2 separate regions of the Homo sapiens genome follow, and region 1 is linked to region 2. Evidence: chromatin loops called from intact Hi-C (ENCODE). Cell type or tissue: endothelial cell of umbilical vein. All regions are shown on one strand. Each heading gives the region's core, and the rest is flanking DNA. Links, peaks and the distances in the headings are about the cores only.

Region 1 (10,360 bases), core at 1,043-9,042, 73 kb before region 2:
AAAAGAAAAAACAGAGTACAGTAAAGAAGCTGGCCAAAACCAAGATGGCGATGAAAGTGACCTCTGGTTGTCCTCACTGCTCATTAAAACTTTTTAAAAAATATATGAAAAGGGGCCAGGCAGTGTGGCTCACACCTGTAATCCCAGGACTTTGGAAGTCTAAGGTGGGTGGATTGCCTGAGGTCAGGAGTTCAACACCAGCCTAGCCAACATAATGAAACTCTGTCCCTACTAAAAATACAAAAAATTAGCTGGGTATGGTGGTGGGTGCCTGTAATCCTAGCTAGTTGGGAGGCTGAGGCAGGAGAATCACTTGAACCCAGGAGGTGGGGAGGTTGGAGTGCGCTGAGATTGTGCCACTGCACTCCAGCCTAGGCAACAAAGCACTTTGGGAGGCCGAGGCGGGTGGATCACCTGAGGTCAGGAGTTTGCAACCAGCCTGGCCAACATGGCGAAACCCCGTTTCTACTAAAAATACAAAAAAATTAGCTGGGTGTGGTGTTGCACGCCTGTAATCCCAGCTACTTGGGAGGCTGAGGCAGGAGAATTGCCTGAACCCAGGAGACATAAGTTGCAGTGAGCTGAGATTGCACCATTGACAAGAGCGAAACTGCATCTCAAAAAATATATATATGAAAAGAAAGTTATCTTTTAAAAAAAGAAAATAGTGCGTTATGTTGCACTACTCTCCCTGCAGTCTGAAATTCTAGACATAGGAGCATCATAATAAATAAGGCAAATCTGCCTCTTTTCTGCTTTATGCTGGTCAGACCACATTTTGAGTCTCAAGGCCAGTTCATGTCCAGTCTCACTGTAAGGACAGAGAGCAAGAGCAACTAGAAGAAAGCAGCCAGTGAGAGAGGATGCTTGAAATCACCTTCTGAGCAACCACAGAAAGAGCCCAGATGGGACAGGGGCAAGCCAGGAGGGACGCTCTTCCTAGCCACTTGGCTCATCTTTCAGTCAGCTCTCCTTTGAAGATAACTAGCAGCTTTCTAGTTGTTCTTACCTAGTCTTCATTTTGTTTCTAGTTGTCTTAGTTGGGTTTAAGATATAAGAAAACTCTTGTTTGCAACTAACTAAAACTCTCACGTTAGGCTGAACTGTGGAGCTACTTTGACAAGAGTGGGTAGTGTACCATCTTCTGGCCAGATCACACATTTACATGACTCTAATGATAGTCTTGTATTGTCTTTAATTGATAACAGGAAGAGCTGAAGAGAGACCTGAAAATTAAGAAAGAAAAAGACCTGATGCAGTTGGCTCAGGCCACAGCAGTAGCTGCACCCTGCCCCCCAGTGACACCAGCTCCTCCAGCCCCTCCAGCCCCTCCACCTTCACCTCCCCCTCCACCTGCTGTGCAACACACAGGCCTTCTGTCCACGCCCACCTTACCTGCTGCTTCCCAGAAGAGGAAGCGGGAAGAGGAAAAAGACTCCAGCTCAAAGTCCAAGAAAAAGAAAATGATCTCTACTACCTCAAAGGAAACTAAGAAGGACACAAAGCTTTACTGTATCTGTAAAACGCCTTATGATGAATCTAAGTGAGTAGATCTTTTTGAGCTCTAGTTTTTTGTCTTGAAAGTTTAGCTATTAAATTGGATTTTGAAGAAAATGAATATTTTGGGAGTGATATAAATGAAAATATTAAATTTAAGAGTAATGTTTCATCCATGGTCTTGCATGTGATATTCTTACCATTGACGCTAGTAAAGTAAAATTTGCTATTTCACGTGTTTGTGATTGTCCTTTGTTATATTCTTTTCTGTCAAAAACAAGCTTTCTGTTGCTCCTTTGCTTTCTCTTCTTCCCTCTGAATTAACTCCAAATCAGTGAGTAATTGATGTCTGGAGAAGGAGGTGTATTACTGTTGCCCAAAATGGAGAGCATCCTTTCTGGGATCTGTTCAAAGCCCTGCGAATACATGAAATCCTGGAAACCAGTTGAACATGAATGGTCAGAGGTTTTGAATTTGAGTGGTTCGGTTTCTTAATTGTTTTATTTTAAGCAGTTGTTTTTTTTTGTATTAAAATACTGCAACTCATATTTTTGTCAAAGTTTCCACTTTCTTATCAGAGACAAAAGCCAGAAAAATACAAAAAGTGTTCCTTTCCCCCATTCCTCAAGCATAACGTCCAACAGTTTGGCAGCTGGAAGCTGTTTTTGACAGTTGTGACTTGTATTTGGTGATATAAACAAGATTATAGAGGCACTAAACCGTAAATGTAGTTTCATTTTTTTGGTCATTACTATCATTTTACAAAATATTTAACTTCTACTTTGAACATTAAAATGTAGTCCAGCTTTTTAAAGCCACAGTTAACCACCATACTTTTTACAGGACCAAAAAGTCTGATTGTGCTTTAAAAACTGATCATTTAGAATCAATTAATTAGAATTAGGAATGCTTAATGCCTACCTTAAGTGGATACCTAATTGATTCCTAAAATAAAATTGTGGTCCCTTTAATGATGTTCAAGTTGCAACATTGAAGCTGCTTTGGTGGTGCTATCTAAATGATAATCTGTTTGCAAATGCCAAATGAAAACTCTTTGTTGGCAGATTGAGCTGTGTGCTGAATTAAACAGAAATCAATTTAGGCATCTTCACTTTTCATTATCTTATCTCATTGGAAATTATACATAATGTAAACAGTAGAACGTGATTCACTGATTTTTTTTTACTTTAGTTTAATACAAGTGTGCCTCACTTTAAGCAAAATATACTAAATGATTTCTGAAACAGGAGTTTCCTTACTTTTTCAGTTAAAAAGATTTGTTTACAGAATTTCTTTAAATAACAAGGCTTCTTTGGCCTGTTTAGAGTATTCAGATCACAGAAATTGATTTCACACACAACTTCTTTGAAATACCTACATTGCATAAAATGAGGCACACAGATACATGTGCCCATTCCATCGAGATTGCCTCATTATTTTGTGTTATTTTATATTTTTCATTTTGTCATTATTAACACTTTAGTATACCAGGTTCATTCACTCCCTATTTTAGTTGAGATGAGTTAGTGTTTCTAAGGAGTGTTTCGTAATCTCTTGTCCCAAACTAGGCTGGTTTGGGAATCCAGTGAGAGTGACTGAAAACTGAAATTCAAGTCCTGAACATCCTTCCAGAACACAGCCTATCACCCTGTGGAGATAACACACAAACTATCTCAGAGGACCCCCACCTGTGGCAGTGAAAATCATGTGAGAGTCATAGTTCAAAAGAAAAAAGTGCTGGGCACCGTGGCTCATACCTGTAATCTCAGCACTTTGGGAGGCCGAAGTGGGAGGATCACTTGAGCCCAGGTGTTTGAGACCAGTCTGGGCAACATAGAGAGACCCCGTCTGTACAAAAAATTGGCCAGGCGTGGTGGCTAATGCCTGTAATCCCAACACTTTGGGAGGCCGAGGTGGACGGATCACCTGAGGTCAGGAGTTCGAGATCAGCCTGGCCAACATGGCAAAACCCTGTCTCTACTAAAAATGCAAAAATTAGCCAGATGTGGTGGCACACACCTGTAATCCCAGCTACTCGGGAGGCCGAGTCAGGAGAATCGCTTGAACCCGGGAGACTGAGGTTGCAGTGAGCCGAGATCATGCCACTGTACTCCAGCCTGGGAGACAGAGCAAAGCTCTGTCAAAAAAAAAAAAGAAAAGAAAAAAAGCCGGGCCTGGTGGCGCATGCCTATAGCCCCAGCTACTCGGGAGGCTGAGGTGGGAGGATCACATGAGCCTGGGAGGTCCAGGCTGCAGGGGGCCGTGATCCTGCCCCTGCTCTGCAGCCTGGGCTATACAGCGAGACAAAAGAAAAAAAGAAAAAAGTTAGTGGTAACAGGATAAACTACATAACCATATATTATTCCTTCACATTCATGAAGCAGGTCAATTTGAAGCTTGAGGACGACTTCCATTCCTCTAGGTGAATCTGCCAAGAAATGCCTTGGTAGAACTAAGAGTGCCAATGGTATCAGCAAGGCCAGTCTGGTTCCCTGTGATTCATGGTAATTCTCACTATGACTTTGACATGGTGTTCCTACACAGTGCCTATCAACACTTATAGACACACTGTGTAAGCGTTTGTTACATTTACTTTTCCTTTTGTCATTAGGTCTTTTGTTACAGAGGCCACTCTGCTCTCCACAATCACACATTTACACAGCTCCCCCTTGCCAAGCAGTGTAGACCCTCACAGGCTTTGGATAACTATCCTTGCATCATTCTCCACACCTTGTCCCCGGTGTTGAACTGAAGCATCTCCTTCCACGTTCCCTGCCCGTTAGTTAGCCAGGCCACTGCCCACATTGTCACAAACATTATATTAACAGGAAAACTGGCCCGTGCCATATTCCATTATGAGAGGTTATTTTTAATTCGATTAAATTCCAATGTTTATTCAGAAAACCTGGTAGAGATTGAATTACTCTATGTACTTTCTTAGTTTTCTTCTTCATATCATATTTTGACCATTTATCTTCTACACCTGGCTGACCTGCATGTTCCTTGTAGTGTAACTTCTACTTGGTGTTTGCGCTTTGCTTTGTTTTCAAATTTAAATTGTGAGATACATTTTCAAACCTATCTAAGAAATAGCCCTGATATTGAAATGGCTTCTGTGGAATAGGTTTGACAGATGTAAGTCTTTGATTCTTTGGCTTTGGTTTTTGTGCCTGTTACAGTTTTACACACATTCATTCAGAGGAAGACATTACCATCAATGTGTTGTTTCTTTTTTCAAATTCCAGTATGTTTTTAAAGACCCATATTTCACTAAGCAGTGTACTTGTTGAAACTGATGTGAGTGACTTTATGTTTCCACATGTGATAGAGCATCAGATACTGGAGTTTGCCAGGAGTAGAATGGTTGGATTCAGAAATGTTTAGCTGACTCATTGCAGGAAGTTACACTGTAAAAAAGTGAATCAAGGCAGGGAAGACAGATTTAAGTACCATGCAGCTCAAAATGACAATTACATTGTCATTTTCATTGTGAATACTTTTAGGTTCTATATTGGCTGTGATCTTTGTACTAACTGGTATCATGGAGAATGTGTTGGCATCACAGAAAAGGAGGCTAAGAAAATGGATGTGTACATCTGTAATGATTGTAAACGGGCACAAGAGGGCAGCAGTGAGGAATTGTACTGTATCTGCAGAACACCTTATGATGAGTCACAGTGAGTTCTGATAAGAGCATCATATTTAATAATTTAGGAAGCCAAATTGCTCTGACTGGTTACTTATTTATTTTAAAATAAAAAGCAGATTTTTTTCTACATTTATTATACACTTACATTACAAATTCCTTTTCATTTTTCTCTTTTTCCCTTTTTACCTACCCTTCAAAATTTATCTTGCTTCATAGTGAATGTTTGAGACACATTGGGGAAAATGTGGTTTAATGGTAGATTTGATTCTTCAATATGTAACATAGAAATTAATGAGATTAAAATAGCCTGACTTGTTTGGACTTTATCAGTGTTTGAAATGGTGCTTTATTGTAGGTTAGAAAAACACTAATTTGGGTACAAGCTCTGAGACTCTGTTATTAGCTTATAGGATTTTGAACACCCATATGGTACAGTACTAGTTGAAAGATTTTTGGCTTTGTTTTCAGCTTTAAAATCAATTGAATGTTTCATATTTATCTTTAAATTGGTTCTCCAGTATTACACAGTGTTCTTATAAATTTTTTTACTGCTTGTTCTTAACATCAAAAATACTAAATTAATGAACTGGAATGTCAATCTTGAAAGTATTAAAACCATAATACTAAAACTATTTTATATCCCAGGGTTTAGCAAATTTTCAGGTGCATGCTTTATTATAAGTAACATCATCCCATGTGTTTTGAACTCACATTTCCATTTCGGATCTTGCAGATTTTATATTGGCTGTGATCGGTGTCAGAATTGGTACCATGGGCGCTGCGTTGGCATCTTGCAAAGTGAGGCAGAGCTCATTGATGAGTATGTCTGTCCACAGTGCCAGTCAACAGAGGATGCCATGACAGTGCTCACGCCACTAACAGAGAAGGATTATGAGGGGTTGAAGAGGGTGCTCCGTTCCTTACAGGTGAGACCCCTCTGTGTGCAGCATTTCAAAATGAAATCAGCCAGCATAATTTTGGAAGCATTTCTAGGATTTCAAGTTTCCAATCTTAGAATGATTATTTACTGACTCCCAGCTAGTCTAGTGAAGTGCCTAACAAACTGCAGTCCTTCACGTACCAGTGCCATGAGCTTTACCATATCCCCACACCACGTCAGCTTATCTCACACTCACAAGAGTGTTAACATGACTCACTTCTTTATACATTTTATTTTTAAGGAGACTTCCTCTCACCCCCATGGATTGAGAAGCAGTATGATTAGATTATAGTTGTTCTTGGCCGGGCATGGTGGCTCATGCCTGTAATCCCAGCACTTTGGGAGGCCAAGGTGGGCGGATCACAAGGTCAGGAGATCAGACCATCCTGGCTAACACGGTGAAACCCCGTCTCTACTAAAAATACAAAAAATTAGCTGGGCGTGGTGGCGGGCGCCTGTAGTCCTAGCTACTCCGGAGGTTGAGGCAGGAGAATGGCATGAACCCGGGAGGCAGAGCTTGCAGTGAGCCGAGATGGCGCCACTGCACTCCAACCTGGGCGAGAGTGTGAGACTCCATCGCAAAAAAAAAAAAAAAAAAAAAAGATTATAGTTATTCTTTTCCTTATGAAAAACAAAAAGGGGACTGGGCGTGGTGGCTAACACCTGTAATCCCAGCACTTGGGGAGGCTGAGGCGGGTGGATCACAAGGTCAGGAGTTCGAGACCAGACTGGCCAAAAGGATGAAACCCCATCTCTCTACTAAAAATACAAAAAATTAGCCAGGTGCGGTGGGGCGCACCAGTAATCCCAACTACTAGGGAGGCTGAGGTAGGAGAATAGCTTGAACCCGGGAGGCGGAGGTTGCAGTGAGCCAAGATCGAGCCACGGCACTCTAGCCCAGGTGACAGTGTGAGACTCTGTCTCAGAAAAAAAAGAAAAACGGGATCGAGATGGTTTGCAGGATTAGCAAGTGATAGAGATATATTGAAGACATAGAAAGCCAGTGTGGTTGCTCACACCTATAATCCCAGCACTGTGGGAGGCCAAGGCAGGAGGATCACTTGAGTCAATGAGTTAGAGACCAACCTGGGCAGCAAAGTGAGACCCCATCTCTACAAAAAAATTTTTTAAAAATCAGCCAGGTACGGTGGTGCACACCTGTAATCCCAGCTACTAAGGAGGCTGAGGCAGGAGAATCTCTTGAACCCGGGAGGCAGAGGTTGCAGTGAGCCAAGATCGAGCCACGGCACTCTAGCCCAGGTGACAGTGTGAGACTCCATCTCAGAACAAAAAGAATAACAGGATAGGGATGGTTTGCAGGATTATCAAGTGATACAGATGTACTGAAGACACAGAAAGCCAGTGTGGTTGCTCACATCTATAATCCCAACACTTTGGGAGGCCAGGGCAGGAGGATCACTTGAGTTGACGAGTTAGAGACCAACCTGGGCAACAAAGTGAGACCCCCACCTCTACAAAACATTAAAAAAAAATGAGCTGCACATGTTGGCACGCACTTGTAATCCCAGCTACTTGGGAGGCTGAGGTGAGAGGATCACTTGAGCACAGGAGGTTACAGTGAGCTATGATCACGCCACTCGACACCAGCCTGAATGACAGAGCGAGACCCTGTCTCAAAAAAGTGGGGGGAAATAAAAGGATATAGTGCACTGGATTGAAACTTTCTCCTGTCGTTATCATAATCAGAAGAATTGAAGTAACTAAAAAGAGAATCATAGTCTCAATGTGTGCTTGAATGTTATCTAACATCACGTCTCTGCTACCTCATCATTAACCAGCTGTGGTAATGATTCCACACTTTGAACCCATCCCACCTGTTGACAGAAGCGATTGCAATGCCAGCATCACTCAGTGACGGCTCATCATGTAGGGCCCAGAATACTGATTTTGTGACTTCTAAGCTTGTGCTCCATTCCCAACACAAAGTCTTCTGACCAGCCTTTGAGTACCATTATTGTAGAGGAAGCTCATCTTAGGTAACTATTACTAGAGCAGAAATCACTTAATATAAAATATTTCATGTATCAAATTTAAAACTCACTTTTGGGTTCATTGATGTAGTAACTCAACCAGGAAACTTAAATGGAATTAGTGTTTTCACTGACAATAATGATGCTGCTTTTTCATTATAGGCCCATAAGATGGCCTGGCCTTTCCTTGAACCAGTAGACCCTAATGATGCACCAGATTATTATGGTGTTATTAAGGAACCTATGGGTAAGTACATGAGTTGAATATGAAGTTTTTCAGAAGTCTCAGTGGATGTTTTATTATCCATAAAATTAATATCTTAGAATATTTTTAGCAAGGCTGGTGGGGGTATAAATTGGTATGGTCACTTTGGAGGGTAAATTGTTAGTATCTATTAAAGTTTAATTGTGGCCGGGTGCGGTGGCTCACGCCTGTAATCCCAGCACTTTGGGAGGCCGAGACAGGCGGATCATGAGGTCAGGAGATCGAGACTATCCTGGCCAACATGGTGAAACCCCATCTCTACTAAAAATACAAAAATTAGCTGGGCATGGTGGTGCATGCCTGTATTCCCAGCTACTCAGGAGGCTGAGGCAGGAGAATCGCTTGAACCAGGGAGGCGGAGGTTGCAGTGAACAGAGATCGCGCCACTGCACTCTAACCTGGCAAGAAAATGAGACTGTCTCAAAAAAATAAATAAATAAATAAAATAAAGTTTAATTGTGCATACTTTTTTTTTCTTTTTTTAATGAGACGATGTCTTGCTTTGTCGCCAGGCTGGAGTGTACTAGCGCGATCTCACATCACTACAACCTCCGCCTCCCAGGTTCAAGCAATTCTCCTGCCTCAGCCTCCCGAGTAGCTGGGACTACAGGCATGCACCACCATACCCAGCTAATTTTTATATTTTTTGTAGAGACAGGGTTTCACCATGTTGGCCAGGATGGTCTCAATCTCCTGACCTTGTGATCCGCTCCCCCTCGGCCTCCCCAAAGTGCTGGGATTACAAGTGTGAGCCACCATACCCGGCCAATTGTGCATATTCTTGAACCCAGCAGTTTCATTTCTTAGGATTTACATGTGCACAAGTATGTTCATTGTGGCAGTGTTTATAATTACAAAAACATTGGAAATGGCGGGGTGGCTCACGCTGGAATCCCAGCACTTCCGGAGGCCAAGGTGGATGGATCACCTGAGGTCAGGAGTTCGAGACCAGCCTGGCCAACATGGCGAAATACGTCTCTACAAAAATAGAAAAATTAGCCAGTTGTGGTGGCAGGCATTTGTAATCCCAGCTGCTAAGGAGGCTGAGGCACAAGAATCACTTGAACCCGGGAGGCAGAGGTTGCAGTGAGCTGAGATCACGCCACTGCATTCCAGCCTGGACGACAGAGCGAGACTCTGTCAAAAAAAAAAAAAAGATTGGAAATGAAATAAGTAGCCATCAATAGAGGAGTAGCTATATCAGATGGTGTCTGAGTGGAGTATTATGCAGCTTTATAAAAGAATGAATGAAATTAATGAATGGGTTGGGGTCTCTTTGATCCTCTCATCCTTCTCCATTTACTTCTTCTTTTTCTGAAGGAGAGTAAATTTTATGAACTAGAGAGAATACCCTCATTTCCCAGAAAAAAAAATGGTAATAGGAGCCACGAGTAATCGTATCAACACGAATGGCTACAAATGATTTTACTAAAAAATAATTTATCTGCAAAAGAAATTAGAAAAATTAAAACATAGCTAAAACCTTCCAAAGGATCACTTACCACTAATGAAAGAATTATGTTCCAAAAGCCAGCTAAGCATTTTTTTTAATGAGAAGAGTTTGTGTTTCATGGCAGCATGAAAGAGGGGGAAACATGAAGTGGAAATAAATGAAAACTATCTCTGAAAAATAAACGTAATGAAGTAGTTATTATCTCTGTTCTCCTGATGTTGAAAATAGAAGGAGTTAATCATTGTACATATTTCAAATTTGGGTAGTCGCCTTTGAGAAAGTACCTGGGATGTTTACTAAAATAATAAGTTAATTATGCTGGTAATAGAAGTAATAATACAAGTTAATGGTAGAAAATTCATAAAATAAGGTCAGGTGCGGTGGCTCACGCCTGTAATACCAGCACTTTGGGAGGCTGAGGTGGGTGGATCACGAGGTCAGGAGATCGAGACCATCCTGGCTAACACGGTGAAACCCCGTGTTAGCCCGTCTCTACTAAAAATACAAAAAATTAGCCGGGTGTGGTGGCGGGCACCTGTAGTCCCAGCTACTCAGGAGGCTGAGG
Region 2 (8,976 bases), core at 977-8,976:
CCTCAGTAGCTGGTGGTCCTATGTCTTTCAGCCAGCTCAGCTCCAGGCCCCTTTCTTTCTTTCTTTGCATGTTTTAACTCAACATTCATATTTTGAAGGAAGATAATCTGAATGGATTTTTTTTTTTTTTTTTTTTTGAGACAGCATCTCACTCTGCCACCTAGGCTGGAATGCAGTGGTACAATCTCGGCTCAATGCAGCCTCCACCTCCCAGGCTCAAGCCATCCTCCCACCTCAGCCTCCCAAGTAGCGGGGACTACAGGCATATACCAACATGCTTGGCTAATTTTTTATTTTTATTTATTTATTTTTTTAGACAGAGTGTCACTCTGTTGCTCAAGCTGGAGTGCAGTGGCACAATCTCAGCTCACTGCAACCTCTGCCCCTGCGTTCGAGCGATTCTTGTGCCTCAGCCTCCCGAGTAGCTGGGACTACAGGCACGAGCCACCGCGCTTGGCTAATTTTTGTATTTTCAGTAGAGACAGGGTTTTACCATGTTGGCTGGGCTGGTCTTGAACTCCTGACCTCAAGTGACCCACCTGCCTCGGCCTCCCAAAGTGTTGGGATTACAGGCGTTAGCCACTGCTCCCAGCCTCTGCTAATTTTTTTTTTTTTTTTAATTTTTGTAGAGATGGTGGTTTGGAGGAGGGCATCTCGCTATGTTGCCCAGGCTGGTGAATGGATATTAAGAACTGAATGTTTGCATCCCCCTCAAAAATTCATATGTTGAAAACCTAACTCCCAGTATGATAGTATTTGGAAATGGGGCCTCTGGGAGGTTGAGATGAATTCATGAGGGTGGGGCCCTCATGATGAGATTAGTGTCCTTATAAAAAGAGCCATCAGGCCGGGCGCAGTGGCTCATGCCTGTAATCCAAGCACTTTGGGAGGCTGAGGTGGGTGGATCATGAGGTCAGGAGTTCAAGACCAGCCTGGCCAACATGGTGAAACCCCATCTCTACTAAAAATACAAAAATGAGCCAGGTGTGGTGGCATGCACTTGTAATCCCAGTTACTTGGGAGGCTGAGGCAGGAAAATCACTTGAAACCAGGAAGCAGAGGTTGCAGTGAGCTGAGATCGCGCCATTGCACTCCAGCCTGGGTGACAGGGCGAGACTCCATCTAAAAAAAAAAAAAAAAGAAGAGACACCAGAGAGCTTTCACTCTCCCTTCTCTGTGCTAAAATGAAGAGATCATGCTAGCACACAATTAGGCGATGGTCATCTGGACGCCAAAGAGGGGGGCCCTTCCTGGAAACTGACCACTCTGGCACCCTTATTTCAGATTTCGTGATCCAGAAATGTGAGAAAAATAAATGTTTGTTATCTAAGCCTCCCAGCCTGTAGTACTTTGTTATGGTAACCTAAGCGGACTATGCTAGTGGACTAACACATCAGCTAAAACTTGGTCATAAATGATAGGACTTTTTTTTTTTTTTTTGAGACGGCGTCTTGCATTGTCGCCTGGGCTGTAGTGCAGTGGCACCATCTCAGCTTACTGCAACCTCTACCTCCCAGGTGTAAGTGATGCTTGTATCTTAGCCTCCTGAGTAGCTGGGACCACAGGTGTGTGTTACCACACCTGCCTAATTTTTTATATTTTTTAGTAGAGACAGGGTTTTGCCATGTTGGACAGGCTAGTCTTTTTTTTTGAAATGGAGTTTCGCTCTTGTTGTCCAGGCTGGAGTGCAATGGTGTGATCTCGGCTCACTGCAACCTCTGCCTCCCAGATTCAAGCAATTCTCCTGCCTCAGCCTCCCAAGTAGCTGGGGTTACAGGTGCTTGCCACCACGCCCAGCTAATTTTTTGTATGTTTTAGTAGAGACAGGGTTTCCCTTTGTTGGCCAGGCTGGTCTTGAACTCCTGACCTCAGGTGGTCTGCCCACCTCAGCCTCCCAAAGTGCTAGGATTACAGGTGTGAGCCACTGTGCCCGACGATATCGTATCTTTCAAAGGCAATTTTGGGCATTATACTTCTGTTTCAGGTTGTTTTTAGGTGCAAGTACAGAATAGTGGTTCAGAACACAGATCCTGGAACCAGACTGCTTATGGCTGAATCCTGTCTTTGCCATTTACTGGCTGTGTGACCCTGGAACAAGTTACATAAACACTTGTGATTCAGTGCTCTCTTTTGTGAAATAGAGCAAATAACAGTACTACCTCACAGTTGTGAAGATCAAGTGTATTAATATATGGTAAACACTCAGAACACTTCTGGGCACATAGTAGTCAGTATTTTCAAGCAAAAGAAACTCAACTTGGCTTGGTATGGTGGTCAGGCCTATAATTCCAGCACTTTGGGAGGCTGAGGTGGGTGGATTGCTTGAGCTCAGGACTTCGAGACCAGCTTGGGCAAAATAGTGAAACCCTGTCTTTACAAAAAATGCAAAAATTAGCTGGACGTGGTGGTGTGTACCTATAGTCCCAGCTATTTGGGAGGCTGAGGTGGGAGGATGGCTTCAGCCCAGGAGGCAGAGGTCGCAGTGAGCTGAGATCGTGCCACTCCACTCCAGCCTGGGCGACAGAGCTAGACCCTGTCTCAAAGAAAAGAAAAAAAAGAAAAAAAAAAAGAGAAGAAACTCAACTTGACAATACAAAAGAAATGTGTATCGGATCTCCTACCTGCAAACCTTCAGAGATAGAGCAGGTCAGACCTCTCAAGGTTTCCCTACAGTTTTCTTATTCAGATTTCTAGGACTCACATCCCTTAGTTCAGAAGAACAGAGGCTGCTTTCCTACCTCCAACCAGTAAACAAAAGGCAGAGGCTGTCCAACTGGATGAATTTAGGTCATGTGCCTGCCCCTGAACCATTCTCAGTAGCTGAGAGAATGCCACACAGTGATTGGTTTAGGGGTGAATTCCTTCCACATTCTTGCATTTAGGGGGATGGGATTATGCTGATTAAGAGTAGGTCCAACCCTTTATGAACTCTGGCTTTACGATGAATGAGGCTGGCATTAATGCCTGCAAAAATGGACAAACTTGCTGTTTGAATTTATTTATAGTAAGAAATAAACCATGAAAACTTTTCTAAAATGTAATCTTTTAGAACACAAAAAAATTGCAGAAACAAAAATGGCCCAGAATCCTGATGCTCTGTTGACCATCTTTGTTTTGTTTGTTCGTTTGAGCATATGGCAAAAAATGCAAAATTCAGAAATGTGTAATGAGCATAGAATGTTACTATAACAATTGAAAAAACTTGAACACACACTACATACTAAACAACAGCATGAAATTTCAGTTTTTCTGAATTTGATGACTGCAGTGTGGTTATATAAGAGAATGTCTTTTCTTAGGAGAGACACCGTGAAACAGAGGAAAAAGGACATGATTCTGAAACTTTCTCTTAAAGTAACATATTAAAATCACACATATGTACACGCGTGCATATGTATACATATATATGTATAGAGAAAGCAATAGCAAATGTGGCAAAATGTTAAGATTTGGCAAATCTGGATAAAGATTTGCAATTCTGCTGCATTTGAAATTATTTAAAAATAAAAAACTTGAGTTTTTGGAGAAACAGGCATAAGAAACCTTTTGTTTCCATATTTGCGGCTTCTATACAGTCTTTTATGATGCAATTAAAAAAAAACTAAACTAAAAAATATAACACAAATCTTCCCTCCCATAGTAGCCAGAAACCCCCGCCGAGTACTTTGGGTGTCATAATAGGAAAAAAATGCAAAGCAATATGTTTTTCTATAAAGATTACTTATTTACTAATTAGAATTTTTTTATTTTCATGAAGATCAACAACAAAGTTTTTAAAATAATGACTTAGAGAATCATTTTGTGGTATTTGTTTAAGGCTGTCGCCCAGGAAAACGCCCAAGGACCATGCACGCTTCAACCCTATGGAAACACGAACGGCCCAGGGAACCGCCCCTTCGCGCTGCTTGACGGGATCTGGAGTCCTCCCGCTCCGCCCCGCCAGGCGCTCAGGGACCGCCCGGCCGCTCCCTCACCGCCCGGCCGCTCCCTCACCGCCCGGCCGCTCCCTCACCGCCCGGCCGCTCCCTCACCGCCCGGCCGCTCCCTCATCTCGCGATGCCATCCTCTTTTTTTTTTTTTCTTTCCCCCCTCCCACTCGCCCCCAAGCCCTATGACTCCCTCCCCTCCCAACGTGTTTTTCAAATCCACCAATGGGCACACAGCTTAGGCTCGAACCAGCCAATCGGAATGCGGAGTCACCGGGAAATTTAAATCGCGCCGGCCGGCTGCACGAGCCACACGGTCTTTGAGCTGAGTCGAGGTGGACCCTTTGAACGCAGTCGCCCTACAGCCGCTGATTCCCCCCGCATCGCCTCCCGTGGAAGCCCAGGCCCGCTTCGCAGGTACAGACTCAGGCGGCGGCCCGGCCCGAGCGCTAACGGCTTGCCCGTGGGCGGCGTTCGCCTTTTGGGTTGGGGGAGGGAGGCCCCGGGTCCACGCCGAGCCTGGCTCTGCCTCCCGCGTTGACTAGGCCTCGGGGGCGACGTTCATTGACCAGGCGGCTGAGTTTCGCGGGGTCTGCGGGTTTAGGGCGCCGACGCTCTGCAAACGGCAGCGGAGGCCTTAACGCGTCGCGGCCGGGAGAATCGGAGCGAGCCAGGCTTGAGGGCGAATGTCCCGGGAGGACTTGTGGCGGCCCTGGTTTCGCCTCCTCCTTTCTCGTTGCATCTTCCCCGGCGTGGGGGCAGGGGCTGGGGGTGGCAGTTGGGAGCACCGTCTCTGACACCTAGGCCCCGGGGGTGGCTCTGCCACCAAGTCGTAGGCGAGCGTAATGAAAGCAAAGATAGCAAATTGTAAGGAGGGCTTTGACTTTTGTCATCTTCTGAATGACGCACAGCTGATGTCATCCTAATTAAGCGCATTCACTCCTAGTCTCTGGAAATGCAAATCAAATATGCGAGATGCGGCACTGCATTTTTAATGTTGACCATAATGTAATGATGAAGCAAATTTTTATTTAATTTTCGAGTCTGCACCTATTTTGGCCAAGTAAAGACAGTAAAATAGGGAGAGCCTCCTGAGGATCTGAATTTATTGCCCTGGCACATAATTTTTAGCTGTAAGTTGACTTGGTTCCCCTACTTTGTCTTGAATTAACTATTAGGGACTCTGGAGTATCGAACTAGGCTGTCAGAAACGGTGGATACATGTGGCTAGTCCAAATTGAAATACGCTGTAAGCTTAAAGTACACAAAAGATTTCAAAGATGGAGTATGGAAAAAGAATGTAGAAGATGTCAGTTATTTTATATATTGATAACACGTTGAAATACTATTTGGATATGTTGGGTTAAGTAAAATACATTATTAAAATTAGTTTCACTTGTTTCTTTTCTCCTTTTTAAAAATATGGCTACTAGGAAGTTTCAATTTATATAGCTTGCATTCTATTTCTGATGGAGAGCCCTCTCCAGGAAGTCTCAGCCCTTTAGAGGGAAGGGGGACACTTCCCCTTTGGGTAAAGCTATTTCATAGTGCCGAAAACATGATGATCCCCCCTCTAGTATACAGGTGTGGATTCAGTAGATGCTTGATAATTCAGTTCTTATTTGGTACTATTATTGACAAAGGAAAATGATAAAGGAAATATTTTTCTCTTCCCCCATCTTTTAGCTTTCTCCCTTTGTCTCATAACCATGTCCACCAACGAGAATGCTAATACACCAGCTGCCCGTCTTCACAGATTCAAGAACAAGGGAAAAGACAGTACAGTGAGTACCTTCTGTTGCTTTCCTGTGGTGGTATTTAAATGGGAAGACATTTGGAAAGGGGTGAAAACTGAGGTATTTAAAAAAAAAATGCCCTCACTTAGCAACAAAAACTGGTGTGATAGGTGAAACGGCATGTTATCTTTTCTCAAGGAAATGAGGCGTCGCAGAATAGAGGTCAATGTGGAGCTGAGGAAAGCTAAGAAGGATGACCAGATGCTGAAGAGGAGAAATGTAAGCTCATTTCCTGATGATGCTACTTCTCCGCTGCAGGAAAACCGCAACAACCAGGTAAAAAATGTATTTTAGTTTATGAGTTACGTGAAATCCAGAAAATCAGTAGGGACTTTTCTTAGAAATTCAAGTAAACTTAACATTTCTAGTCTTAACGGTTTTAACTATCTGTGAACATCTTTTTCTCTGTTTGCAATTAGTAATTGTCTTCTTTCCTGCCTTCTGTAATCCACTGAAGCTGATTTAGGATCTTCCTTTAGCTCTGACCTTCCTTCAGACTTCCCTGCATTTCTAGCTACTAGCTGGGTACCTTGGCCTGACCAGTGTGTCCAGAGCCAGCCAGTTTCTGGTTTATTTCTTCTTTTTTTTTTTTTTCCCCCGAGATGGAGTCTTGCTCTGTTGCTCAGGCTGGAGTGCAGCAGCACAATCGGCTCACTGCAACCTCTGCCTCATGGGTTCAAGCAATTCTCCTGCCACAGCCTCCTGAGTAGCTGGGATTATGGGTGCGCATCACCACGCTTGGCTAGTTTTTGTATTTTTTTGTTTTTGTTTCTTTGAGACAGAGTTTTGCTCTGTCGCCCAGGCTAGCGTGCAGTGGTGCGATCTCCGCTCACTGCAAGCTCCATCTCCCGGGTTCACGCCATTCTCCTGCCTCAGCCTCCTAAGTAGCTGGGACTACAGGCGCCCGCACCCTGTCTGGCTAATTTTTTGTATTTTTAGTAGAGACGGTGTTTCAACATGTTAGCCAGGATGGTCTCGATCTCCTGACCTCGTGATCCACCCGCCTCAGCCTCCCAAAGTGCTGGGATTACAGGCGTGAGCCACTGCCCGGCCTGTTTTTGTATTTTTAGTAGAGGCGGGGTTTCACCATGTTGGCCAGGCTAGTCTTGAACTCATGACCTCGTGATATGCCTGCCTTGGTCTCCAGAAGTGCTGGGATTACAAGCGTGAGCCACCAGGCCCTTCCCGTTTTTGGTTTATTTCTGCCTTTTTTGGTATTCTCTATGTTTTTGTATTTGTCACCAGCTTTGTTCAGGACTTTCCTTCTGAAATATTTACAGTAGCCTCCTAATTTATCATATCCTTCTTTATGCCATATACTATTTTCCTGAAATTTTTCCTGAAGTACTGCTTTAGACCTGTGTTTTCGCTCCTTAAAATCCATACTCCAAATTGCTTGAACCTGGGAGGTGGAGGTTGCAGTGAGCCAAGATCATGCCATTGCACTCCAGCCTGTGCAACAAGAGTGAAACTCCGTCTCAAGGAAAAAAATAAAAATAAAATAAATCCATACTCCAGCTGGGCATGGTGGTTCATGCCTGTAATTCCAACACTTTGGGAAGCTGAAATGGGAGGATCACTGGAGGCCAGGAGTTTGAGCCCAGCCTAGGCAACATAGGAAGACCTCGTCTCTATAAAAAGTAAAGTTAGCTGGGTGTGGTGGCGCCGGCCTTTAGTCCTAGGTATTCAGGGGGCTGAGACAGAAGAATCACTTGAGCCCGGGATTTTGAGGCTGCAGTGAGCTGTGATTGCACCACTGCACCCCATGCTGGGTGACAGTGAGACCCTGTCTCTAAGAAATCCCTACTCTATGAAGGCCTTCCATAAAGTAGACTTAACTTAGATTTTCAAATTTATCTTTCATCTGGGCCCTTTCCTACATGTTTTTCTCACAATATGCTTCCTTTTTTTTTTGTTTTGAGACAAAACCTTGGTTTGTTGCCCAGGCTGGAGTGCAGTGGTACGATCTTGGCTGACTGCAGCCTCCGTCTCCTGGGTTCAAGTGACTCTCCTGCCTCAGCCTCCCAAGTAGCTGGGATCACAGGGGATCACCACGATGTCTAGCTAATTTTTGCATTTTTAGTAGACACGGGGATTCACCGTGTTTCCCAGTCTGGTCTCGAACTCCTGACCTCAGGTGATCCACCCGCCTCGGCCTCCCAAAGTGCTGGGATTACAGGCGCGAGCCACTTCGCCCAGCCAAACATAAACCATTTATATTTGCAGCAACACTTAACCGTGGAAATATGTAGATTATAAAATTAGATATGAAAATCCTCGGCCGGGTGTGGTGGCTCACACCTGTAATCCCATTACTTTGGGAGGCCGAGGCAGGTGGATCACCTGAGGTCGGGAGTTTGAGACCAGCCTGACCAACATGGAGAAACTCCATCTCTACTAAAAATACAAAATTAGCTGGGCATCGTGGCGCATGCCTGTAATCCCAGCTACTCAGGAGGCTGTGGCAGGAGAATCGCTTGAACCCGGGAGGTGGAGGCGGTGGTGAGCCGAGATCACGCCATTGCACTCCAGCCTGGGCAAGAAGAGCAAAACTCTGTCTCCAAAAAAAAAAGTCGGGCATGGTAGCTCATGCCTGTAATTCCAGCACTTTGGGAGGCTGAGGCAGGTGGATCACCTGAGGTTGGCAGTTCGAGACCAGCCTGACCAACATGGAGAAACCCCGTCTCTACTAAAAATACAAAAAAAAAAAATTAGCCAGGCATGGTGGCGCATGCCTATAATCTCAGGTACTTGGGAGGCTGAGGCAGGAGAATCGCTTGAACCCAGGAGGCGGAGGTGGTGGTGAGCCAAGATCATGCCACTGCACTCCAGCCTGGGGATTGAGTGAAACTCCGTCTCAAAAAAAAAAAGAAAAGAAAATCCTCAGAACGTTGCCTATGACTTCATGTCTTTCTCCCTCAAAGTATATCTGAATGCAAGTGATTGAGACTAACGTAGAAATAATCTTCAGTCTGCTCTGATTCTTGATTTTTGAGACAAGGTCTTGTATGGCGACAGGCAAACACCACCATGCCTGGATATTTTTTTTTTTTTTTTTTTTTTGTTGGGAGGTCTCACTGTGTTGCTCAGGCTGGTCTCACCTGAGCTCAAGCCATCCTCCCTCCTGAGCCTCCCAAAGTGCTAGGCTTACAGGTGTGAGCCACCATGCCTGTCCTTCTCGTTCATTTTTTAAAATTGTTCAAAGCTGCCTTTTTTAGCGACAAAACACTTGGATACTCCATAACTTGAGACTC

The links. A loop is a pair of places that touch in the nucleus more often than their neighbours do. Peaks named below come from ENCODE experiments on the same cell type or tissue, not always from the same donor. Only the 100,000 strongest peaks of a DNase experiment are listed, where the experiment ranks them.
Region 1: a loop joins it to region 2, with 12 times the contacts of the local background. A loop is called at or near these places in 3 of 110 quality-filtered maps.

What each region holds. Positions count from the first base shown.
Region 1 is chr17:67,958,333-67,968,692 of GRCh38, forward strand. BPTF (bromodomain PHD finger transcription factor) reads left to right here. Exons shown (of 28, transcript NM_182641.4): 24 at 1,209-1,543; 25 at 5,880-6,072; 26 at 8,240-8,324. Among named protein-coding and RNA genes, the nearest start is that of C17orf58, 33 kb to the right of the region's middle. In endothelial cell of umbilical vein, for the core only: a CTCF peak has its summit at 5,099 (motif pointing right); a DNase peak (open chromatin) is centred at 5,099; H3K27ac peaks cover 422 bases.
Region 2 is chr17:68,031,498-68,040,473 of GRCh38, forward strand. KPNA2 (karyopherin subunit alpha 2) reads left to right here and starts at 4,238. Exons shown (of 11, transcript NM_002266.4): 1 at 4,238-4,343; 2 at 5,613-5,710; 3 at 5,861-5,998. The coding sequence starts at 5,636. RefSeq lists a silencer at 3,971-4,020 and enhancers at 3,984-4,531, 4,551-4,770. In endothelial cell of umbilical vein, for the core only: no CTCF peak of the experiment used is centred there; DNase peaks (open chromatin) are centred at 2,814, 4,124 and 4,764; H3K4me3 peaks cover 1,867 bases; H3K27ac peaks cover 1,789 bases.